Linked DNA regions of Homo sapiens: region 1 is linked to region 2. A link is an interaction called in ENCODE POLR2A ChIA-PET data of the cell type or tissue named here. Cell type or tissue: A673. All regions are shown on one strand. Each heading gives the region's core, and the rest is flanking DNA. Links, peaks and the distances in the headings are about the cores only.

Region 1 (4,385 bases), core at 176-4,175, 260 kb before region 2:
GGAAGGTGCTTTGTGGACTTCTCTGGGCCAAAAGGAAGAAATCATTAATGGAGGTAAATGAAAAGCTACTCTTAGACCTGTACCAGAATAGCTGTACAGACCCCATGCTATTGGAAGAGCAACAAGCAGGTTGGAATTCTGAGGGCACAAAGAGAGTCGCAGTTATGTATGGATTGAGAGAAGCTAGGAAACAATAAGCTCACAACTGGCATCACTCCCGAATTAACCAATATACCACCTCGGAACAGCCCAGGCACTGGGCAAAATCCTTAGGTAAGAATTTAAGTCTGGCTTTGTTATTCACAAGGTTGAGTAATATTGGCTAAATTAATTCCCCTCTCTGGGTATCAGTTTCCTAAGGGGACTCAGCTCAAATATGGGATAATTATTTCATTTTTCACAAAGTATTTTATCTTTTTATTGTAATCATAGCAAAAAATTGACAAAAGTAGACATTGGGAAAACTATAATCCTATGATGTTAATATGACATATTTTTACATTTGTGTGCTTGACCAGATTTTTGTCCATATGAAACAAAATCCCGTTTTTACATAGTGTGTGTACCATTTTGTATTATTATTTTCTGAGATAGGGTCTCACTCTGTCTCTCAGGCTGGAGTGCAGTGGCATGATCACAGCTCACTGCCGCCTCGACCTCCCAGACTCAAGCGATCTTTCCACATCCTGGGCTAAGCCTCCCTCCCAAGTAGCTGGGACTACAGATGCGTGCCACCATGCCCTGCTTTTTTTTTTTTTTTTTCCTAAGAGATGGGGCCTCCCTGGCTGGGACGCCTGTAATCCCAGCACTTTGGGAGGCCAAGGCGGGCAGATCACAAGGTCAGGAGATCGAGACCATCCTGGCTAACACGGTGAAACCCCACTCTACTAAAAATATAAAAAACTAGTTGGGCGTGGTGGTGGGCGCCTATAGTCCCAGCTACTTGGGAGGCTGAGGCAGGAGAATGGCATGAACCTGGAAGGCAGAGCTTGCAGTGAGCCAAGATCGCGCCACTGCACTCCAGCCTGGGGGACAGAGCGAGACTCCGTCTCAAAAAAAAAAAAAAAAAAAAAAAAAAAGAGATGGGGCCTCCCTATGTTGCCCAGGCTGGCCTGGAACTCCTGTGCTCAAGAGATCCTCCTGCCTGGACCAGTGTTGGGATTACAGACATGAGCCACTGTGCCCGTCCCTATTTTGCACTTTTTTTCACTTAACATAAAAAACAGTTCTGGGCTGGGGGTGGTGGCTCACGCCTATAATAATCCCAACACTTTGGGAGGCCGAGGCATGAGGATCATTTGAGCCCAGGAGTTCGAGACCACCTTGGGCATCAAGGTGGTACGTACCCCCATCTCTACAAATAACACAAAAATTAGCTGATTGTAGTGGTGCATGCCTATAGTCCCAGCTACTCAGAGAGCTGAGGTGGGAGGATCGCTTGAACCGGGGAGGTTGGGGCTGCAGTAAGCGTTGTTTATACCAGTGCACTCCAGCTTGGGCAACAGAGTAAGATCTTGTCTCTTAAAAAAAAAAAAAAGAAGTATCAATGTACTGTGTATGGATTCTACCAGTATCCGTGGTCTGGAGGGCCCCCTGGCCACTTCGTGTTAGTCTCATACCTTTGAAACAGTAGTGGTTCCAGTGTTCCATTCTCAGTTGTTTTTTTTTTTTTTTTGAGATGGAGTCTCGCTCTGTCGCCCAGGCTGGAGTGCAGTGGCGCGATCTTGGCTCACTGCAAGCTCCGCCTCCCGGGTTCAAGCCATTCTCCTGCCTCAGCCTCCTGAGTAGCTGAGACTACAGGCACCCGCCACCACGCCTGGCTAATTTTTTGTATTTTTAGTAGAGACAGGGTTTCACCGTGTTAGCCAGGATGGTCTCGATCTCATGATCTCGTGATCCCCCCCGCCTCGGCCTCCCAAAGTGCTGGGATTACAGGTGTGAGCCACCATGCCCGGCCTCAGCTGTTGTTCTTACCCCAGTTTGTTCCCATCTTCTAAAATAGCTTCTATACTTTCATTATTTCAACCATTACTTATGGACTTATGACCCCCCACACCGATATCTCTGGGCCTTGACTGTATCACTGTTCTCTCTGTATCCACTTGCCCTTTGCTACCTCCTCCTGAGAATCCTGGAAACTCCTCAAATGCAGACCCTTCAAAGTCTGCCCCAGACCTGCCTTTACTGCATTTTCCTCCACTTCTATTCTCCTTATCCCTCCCAGAATTTCACAGAACTATGCTCCAAGCCCCAACAAGCTGGTCTCTTGGATTTCAATGCCTCTGCTCCCACAATCCACTCTGCATATTTTGGTCTCTTCCTCCCTGATGCCTTCATGGGTTCCTCCAAGTAAAATTACTCATTCTCTCTTTGGTGCTTTCACAACCTCTTATGCCTCATCTGTATTATAAAATAAACTGCGAATTCCTGTGGACAGAGTCCATTTCTACTTCATCTGTGGATCTTCAATTCCTGGCTGAGTGTGTAGCATATAGCAGATGCTTATTAAATAATTGTGGGATGAATCAGTGGTCAAGTCATGGTTCCCACTTGCTTCATTTTTCACCAATGCTGTCATTGTCACCACTGATCAGTGCCCTTACTGTTATCATCATTAACTTGATCATGATCACACTTCCTTCATGGTCACTATTATTAACTCCATTGACCACATCATCTCATCATTTACAGCAACAAAAAAAAACCTTCATTAAACATCTGTTCCCAGAGGATAGTATGCAAAGAGCTTTTAATGGAGTTACATGTCATCCCTGCCTTCCAGAGCTCATAGTCTAAAACATAGTTTGTGCTGGGACATGGTCATTATAGACTTTCTGAAGGATGAACAGTGAACAAGAAAGTGAAAATTATTTAAAGAATGACATGAGGCCAGGTATGGTGGCTCATCCCTATAGTATCAGCACTTTGCGAGGCTGGGGAAGATTGCTGAGGCCAGGAGTTTGAGACCAGCCTGGGCAACTAGCAAGACATCTTTACAAAAAATTAAAAAATTTGCTGGTCGTTGTGGAGCGCACCTATAGTCCTAGCTACTTGGGAGGCTGAGGTGAGAGGGTCACTTGAGCTGAAGAGGTTGAGGCTGCAGTGAGCCCAGATCATACCACTGCACTCCAGCCTAAATGTCTGTCCCCTACCCCACCAAAAAAGACATGATGTGACATTTAGAGAGGCACGGTGGAATCCCCAGCCCTCTCACCTCCTACTTGGACTTGTCTCCATCGTCACCCACAGTGTGAAACTCACCAAAAACACTAATAATGGTTAGTAAGACTTCACTGCCCAGACTTTCTGGCCAGTCCCCGCCCCAGCTCCATAGTCTTCCCTTCTGCCTTCTTGCTTTCTCCATGAGACTGTCTTGGTCTAGATATCCTTATCACTGAGTCTGATCACAGCAGTAAGATTGCACAGTATGCCCCCTTGAAGCACCAGAAGTTTTTGGTTTCTGAGTTTAAAAGGTGGCTCATAAATCACTTACGCCCTTGTGGTGCCTCAGGCCTGGGAGGGGAAGCACAGAGACGGGTGATGGAGAGCTGTTGCTGGTGGTGGTAGTTATAGAGGAAAGCATTTGGGATGGAAAGAGGACAGGATTTTAGAGAGTGAGAAGGATGGGAAGAAACCAAGCCCCAGAGGGAAAAGGGGAGAGGAAATGTAAGTAGAAAGGGTGGGTGCATAAAAGGAGAGGAAAATAAAAGGCAGTAAAAAGGCAGGAATGATGTGAGGTATGGTAGGCAGTGAGAGAAAAGGCGCTATGTGAGGGAGAGCCACCTGAGTGTGTCCAGGCATCTCCTGGGCACCACAGCGTGAACGAAAGGTGAGATAAGAGTCTCAGCAGGTAAATTCACCAAGCCCTCCTGTTTGTAGGATGGGAAGTGAGAAGGCTGGGGATTCCAAAAGTGCCCAGCATCTTGGATGTCACACACACACCAGCCTCCTATAAGGTCATTGAGTTTTCTGTTGTTTCACTCAGAAAAGAGGCATGGTGGGAGTGGGAACCTTATATTAATATCAGTTCCCTCAGTGTTGGGCACACCCATGAGTGATGTGACGCTGGGTCCCGACTGTATCTCTTGGTGCGGTAGGACTTGGTACATGTAGCCAAGGGGGAGGTTAGGGTTAAGGGTGATAGATCTTTGTCATTAGTTCGAGGAGTTAAGAAGACCAGAAATAGGGCTAGTATGAGGGAGGCTCTGGCCTGTACAGGGATAGGATGAAGCCTGGGTGGAGTGAGAGGGAACAATAATGGATCAAACAGAGAGAAAAGTGGAGCTTTCCATGCAATGAATGCATGTATATCTAACAATTCTGAGAGAAATTGAGCCCAGGAGAAGGCTCTGAGTAGCCCAAAATGTCACATTTGTCCCTAGGCC
Region 2 (4,385 bases), core at 129-4,128:
CAGAGGCGGGTTGGCCGGAGCCCTGATTCTCTGGCTTTAGCTCCTACATTAAGGCTCGGACCTAGTCCTCCTGATCAAAGTGAGCTCGCGGCATTTTTATGAGATCAACTTCAGCAACTCTTTATTAGCGATCAGATGCCTGGGTCGAAAATGCAAAAGGGAACAAACAGCTAATCAATCCAAAAGGAAAAAGAAAAGAGAGGGGTGGGAAGGCATGGGGTGAAAAACTTCAGGTGACACAAAGCAAAAAGATTCCAGTCACCAAAAACAAAAACAAAAAAAAATCTTTTGCCCCCAGCAAGAATCATTTGTTTGGGATCTGTTCCAGCCTCCAGGCCCTGCCTTCTGCCTGCACATTCTGCCCTGATTTCCGGAACCTGGAAGCCTAGGCAGGCAGTGGGGAACTCTGACTCGCCTGTGCTCTGGAGCTTGATCCGAAAGCTTCCACAGTGAGGACTGCTCCGTGGGGTGAGTGTTGTGGCCTATGCCTCCTTGCCCCAGCAAGGAAAGTGCCTTCTGCTCAGGATTTACAAGTCTCCCCCATTTTGCTGCTTTCCTTTCGGCGGGCTCAGTGGTTTTCTCCTCACTACAGTCAGAAGTTGAGTTACAGGAAGATTCGCCAGAGATTTATCGCCTGGCCCCAAACTTGGAGAGCCTCGTTGTCATAAACAGCCATCTATTGTCTAGACTTTTATCTCCGGGTATGGATCGTGCATTAGCGAGGCTCAGGAGACATGGGGCTGGCTCTGTGGGGTGTTTGTGCAGCCGGTGCCTGCCCGCAGGCCCCAGGGGTTTCTTTGGGTCATTTTATGAGAGTGCACACATTTGTGTACACTCTTGGAGCTGGGCAGGTACGCCTGAGTGTTCACGAGTGGAGGCCCAAGGTAGGGAAGTCTCTTTTTCTCTGTGTTGGGGAACATTCCGGTGCGTGTACTTGTGTGTTGGGTGAGAATTTGTCATGGTATGCTTTGTTTCTGGGGCATTTTAAGTGTTCCTGCCTGGGCTTTTTCAGGTTTTATTAACTTGCATCCGCCTGGCCTGTTTATATCCCTTCCAAGCAGATCATCTGGTGTTTTTCAATATTGGAGTGCATTGTGTGTATTTGGCTTCTCTCAGGAAATGGTTTTGGGTGATACCTTCCCAGGCTTACTCCCTCAGATACCCCCACCCACCCTGAATCACACCTCAGCCTCTGCTTTCACCAGGTTGTCTGGCCCTGCCCCACTCTCTGCAAGTCCCTAAATCTCCAAAGTGCCTGCCAATTTTATGTCACAGACATGAAGCACATTTTTGTAGGGTGAGGTCTGGCTATCTCTATCTTTCCCACACTAGGGGGAAGCGTCCAGCTCATAAACCACCTCACTAACTGGAGCTCCCCTTCCCAGACTGAGGGGACATAAGAAAGGGCCTCCCCAGTCCATTTCAACTGTTTAAAATACTATCCACCGAACTCTAGATACTGCCAAAGAGAGCCTGCTGTTCCCTCCCTGGGGCTTCCCGGCTACCCCTCCAGCCCGTTGAGCCCAGGCATTTTGTAACATAAGTGGCACTTTGCCCAGATTAAACGTCTATGGCAGAGACACTTATCACCTTAGATCTTGGGGTCAGAGCTGCTTTGAAAGCCAGGATCATTTAACATCACCAGAAATAATCAAATCCTCTTCCTTTGTTTTTTATGATGAAAACACAGGGTAAGAGAGCACCAGGCACTGAGGCCTGGGAGTTCCACAGACCAACACCCCTGCTCCTGGCGGCTCCCACCCGGGACTTAGACCCTCAGGTCCCTAATATCCCGGAGGTGCTCTCAATCAGAAAGGTAAAGTGGGAGGTGGGGGCAGATCCCAGAGGCCATTTTTCCAGTTGAGGAGGGTGGAGGTGACAACAATTAGAGGCTTTTGGAGCATCAGATTGAACCAGAATTCCCCATCATTGTTTTCTGTGCATCCTTCCCTTCCCTTGCCATTAGAATTTCAATTTAAAAAGCAATGATTAGGCCTTAAAATGTCTCCATGAGCCCAGAGGAGGCGAAAACGAGCTGTGAGGTCCAGGAAAAAGGTAAGTCCTCCGCAGATATCCCCACACCAATTATTTTCCTCTCCTTCTTTCTCTCTGTTCATCCCCAGTGCTACCCTGGAGGAAAAGGATCAAGGATCTCAGTTCGGGATCCTTCCTCCCTGAGCCTTCGAGCTGAGCCTGCCCACTGCCCACCGCCAAAGGCTGTCGCGGCGGATACGGGGCTCTTTCGGTCTCGCCGGGCCGGCTGCGGCGCTGCCTTACGCTCCCGGTCTCCCTGTCTCCCTCCATTCTTGCCTCACCCCTCCCCTAGACCAGCAAATATCCAATATATTTGTTTCTCCGCACGCCAGGCCTCAGCGCAGCCAGCTCAGCGCTCGGGGATCGCTGCCCCCGCACTGGGCCCTTATGCGCTTTGCTTCCAGTTCCACCGACTGCAGCATCTTTCTTTGCTAGCTGCCCGGGTAAAACGCTTCTGTCGCACTTTCCTGCTTCTCCCCCTTTCTTTCCGCCTCTGGATCTGAGAAAGAAATAAAACCAAGCCTCCTACCGCACCAGCCCTCCCCACCCCTGCTGCCTCACTTCTCCTTACCGAGTGTACCGCCTTGTTTTCTGAAGGAAACCGTAACATTCAGACATTTAAGCTGTAAATGAACTTTTCTTTATGACGTTTAATTTTCTCTCCAATTCTTAGGTCCTGCTCCGCTTCGCAGTGGAATGGAACGGATTTAGAAGCCTGCAGTAGGGGAGTGGGGAGTGGAGAGAGGGAGCCCAGAGTTACAGACGGCGGCGAGAGGTACAGAAGACTGGGAGATAGAGAAAAAGAGAGGCGGGGGAAGGGAGGGGGAGGAAGGAGGGAGGGAAGGGTCCCCAGCTGGCGGGGAGCGGAGCCAGAGAGAGAAAAAGAGAGAAAAGTTTCCCGGAGTCTTCATTAGTTGATTTCCCTGTCCGCCGCTTTCCCCGGCCGGCTCACCCCCGGTAAAGGAAGGAGGGGCGTCTTTATTTTTTTAAGGCCCCAAAGAGTCTGATGTTTACAAGACCAGAAATGCCACGGCCGCGTCCTGGCAGAGAAAAGGCTGAAATGGAGGACCGGCGCCTTCCTTATAAGGTACGATGCTAACTTGACCTTCACTTTGTCATGGCGCCCCCGCCCACCCAGACTGCTGCAGGCGCCCGGGCGAGGGAGAGCAACAGCCGACCCTTGCTTCTGCCTCCCTCCCGCCTCTTTTTATCTTTCGATCCTTCTCTCTCGTCTTTCTTATTTTCATTTCCCTCCTGTCTTTTTCTTCCTCTTTTTTCTGTCTTTTCCTTTTCATTTCCTTCCTTCCTTCTTTTTCTCCTGCTGTTCTTCCTGCCCCCTTTCTTTCACTCATTCTTTTTACCCTTGCCGGCTGGTTTCATAGCTTCCCTGGGTTCTCTCTTGCCTTGTTCTCAGGCACTTCCTTGATCTCTTTCTCTCTCTTCCCAGCCTTCTGGTCCCTTCTGGTCTCAAATCCCGGAAACAACAACAACACAAATATTTTCAGTCCTTCCTGCATCCCTACCCTGAACTGGCCTTCACAGCCCCAGCCTGGCTTTTGCCCCACCCAGGTGTTCCTGGGGGAGAGGGGGAAGGCCAATTTAGGATCAAAAGAGGCTTCACTTTGGGACCAGTGCCCACTTGGGGATGACAATGAAATTGGTTTGGATAAGACCCTGTCTTCCTCACATTGGCCCCACCTGCAAAGTCTCTGTGACCCTAGTGGCCTTGGACTGAGAGCAAAGCCTCAGGCTGGGGGGGCATGGGGAAAGCAGATCCCACAGCTCCTGAAACTATGGGGAGGGGAGCAGAGTTCAAGTACCAAATTGTGGTTCACCCTTCTCTGGCTTTCAGCCCCTAAAATCTTAGAGCTTTCCCTTAAGACATCTGAGGAGGAGATTTAGAGAACTAGGGATTTATAGAGATTAAAGCATATGTAAAAATAGGATAGAGAAAGACTATAAGGGCCTCTCCACCTTGTCTATTGCTGCCTCCCAGGCTCCAGCCGAGCCTCTGACATTAACTCTAATCATATCTTGTTTGGCTATAAAATAATATTATTGATACCCCTGTAATTATCTATTATCCCCTTACTTGTAATGATTACAATACTAGAGGAGGCAGGTCTATGCTGACAAAGTAAAGCCAAGCAAATATCCTGGAAAATGAAACTAAATCAGGGGCATTCAAACTCGATCTCTTGTGCGTTCTTGAGTATGTTCCAAAATCTATAAGCTCCTGCCTAGGGCCTCCTTGATTTAGGAATAGCCATTTTGTAGGGCTTAGGGTGATGTTGGGAGACCCTACTGTCTCCTTTTCCTCTACATCCCATACACCCCTGGCCCCTCCTCCT

Evidence for each region. Peaks named below come from ENCODE experiments on the same cell type or tissue, not always from the same donor. Only the 100,000 strongest peaks of a DNase experiment are listed, where the experiment ranks them.
Region 1: POLR2A ChIA-PET joins it to region 2 with 8 read pairs; 2 of 35 experiments call an interaction of 5 or more read pairs at or near these places.

What each region holds. Positions count from the first base shown.
Region 1 is chr12:54,220,875-54,225,259 of GRCh38, reverse strand. No RefSeq gene overlaps it. Among named protein-coding and RNA genes, the nearest start is that of MIR3198-2, 8.4 kb to the left of the region's middle. In A673, for the core only: no CTCF peak of the experiment used is centred there; no DNase peak of the experiment used is centred there.
Region 2 is chr12:53,964,700-53,969,084 of GRCh38, reverse strand. HOTAIR (HOX transcript antisense RNA) reads left to right here. Exons shown (of 7, transcript NR_186241.1): 2 at 329-468; 3 at 1,691-1,816; 4 at 2,708-2,809; 5 at 2,998-3,121. Among named protein-coding and RNA genes, the nearest start is that of HOXC11, 6.2 kb to the left of the region's middle. RefSeq lists an enhancer at 1,800-2,704. In A673, for the core only: no CTCF peak of the experiment used is centred there; no DNase peak of the experiment used is centred there; H3K4me3 peaks cover 1,256 bases; H3K27ac peaks cover 1,044 bases.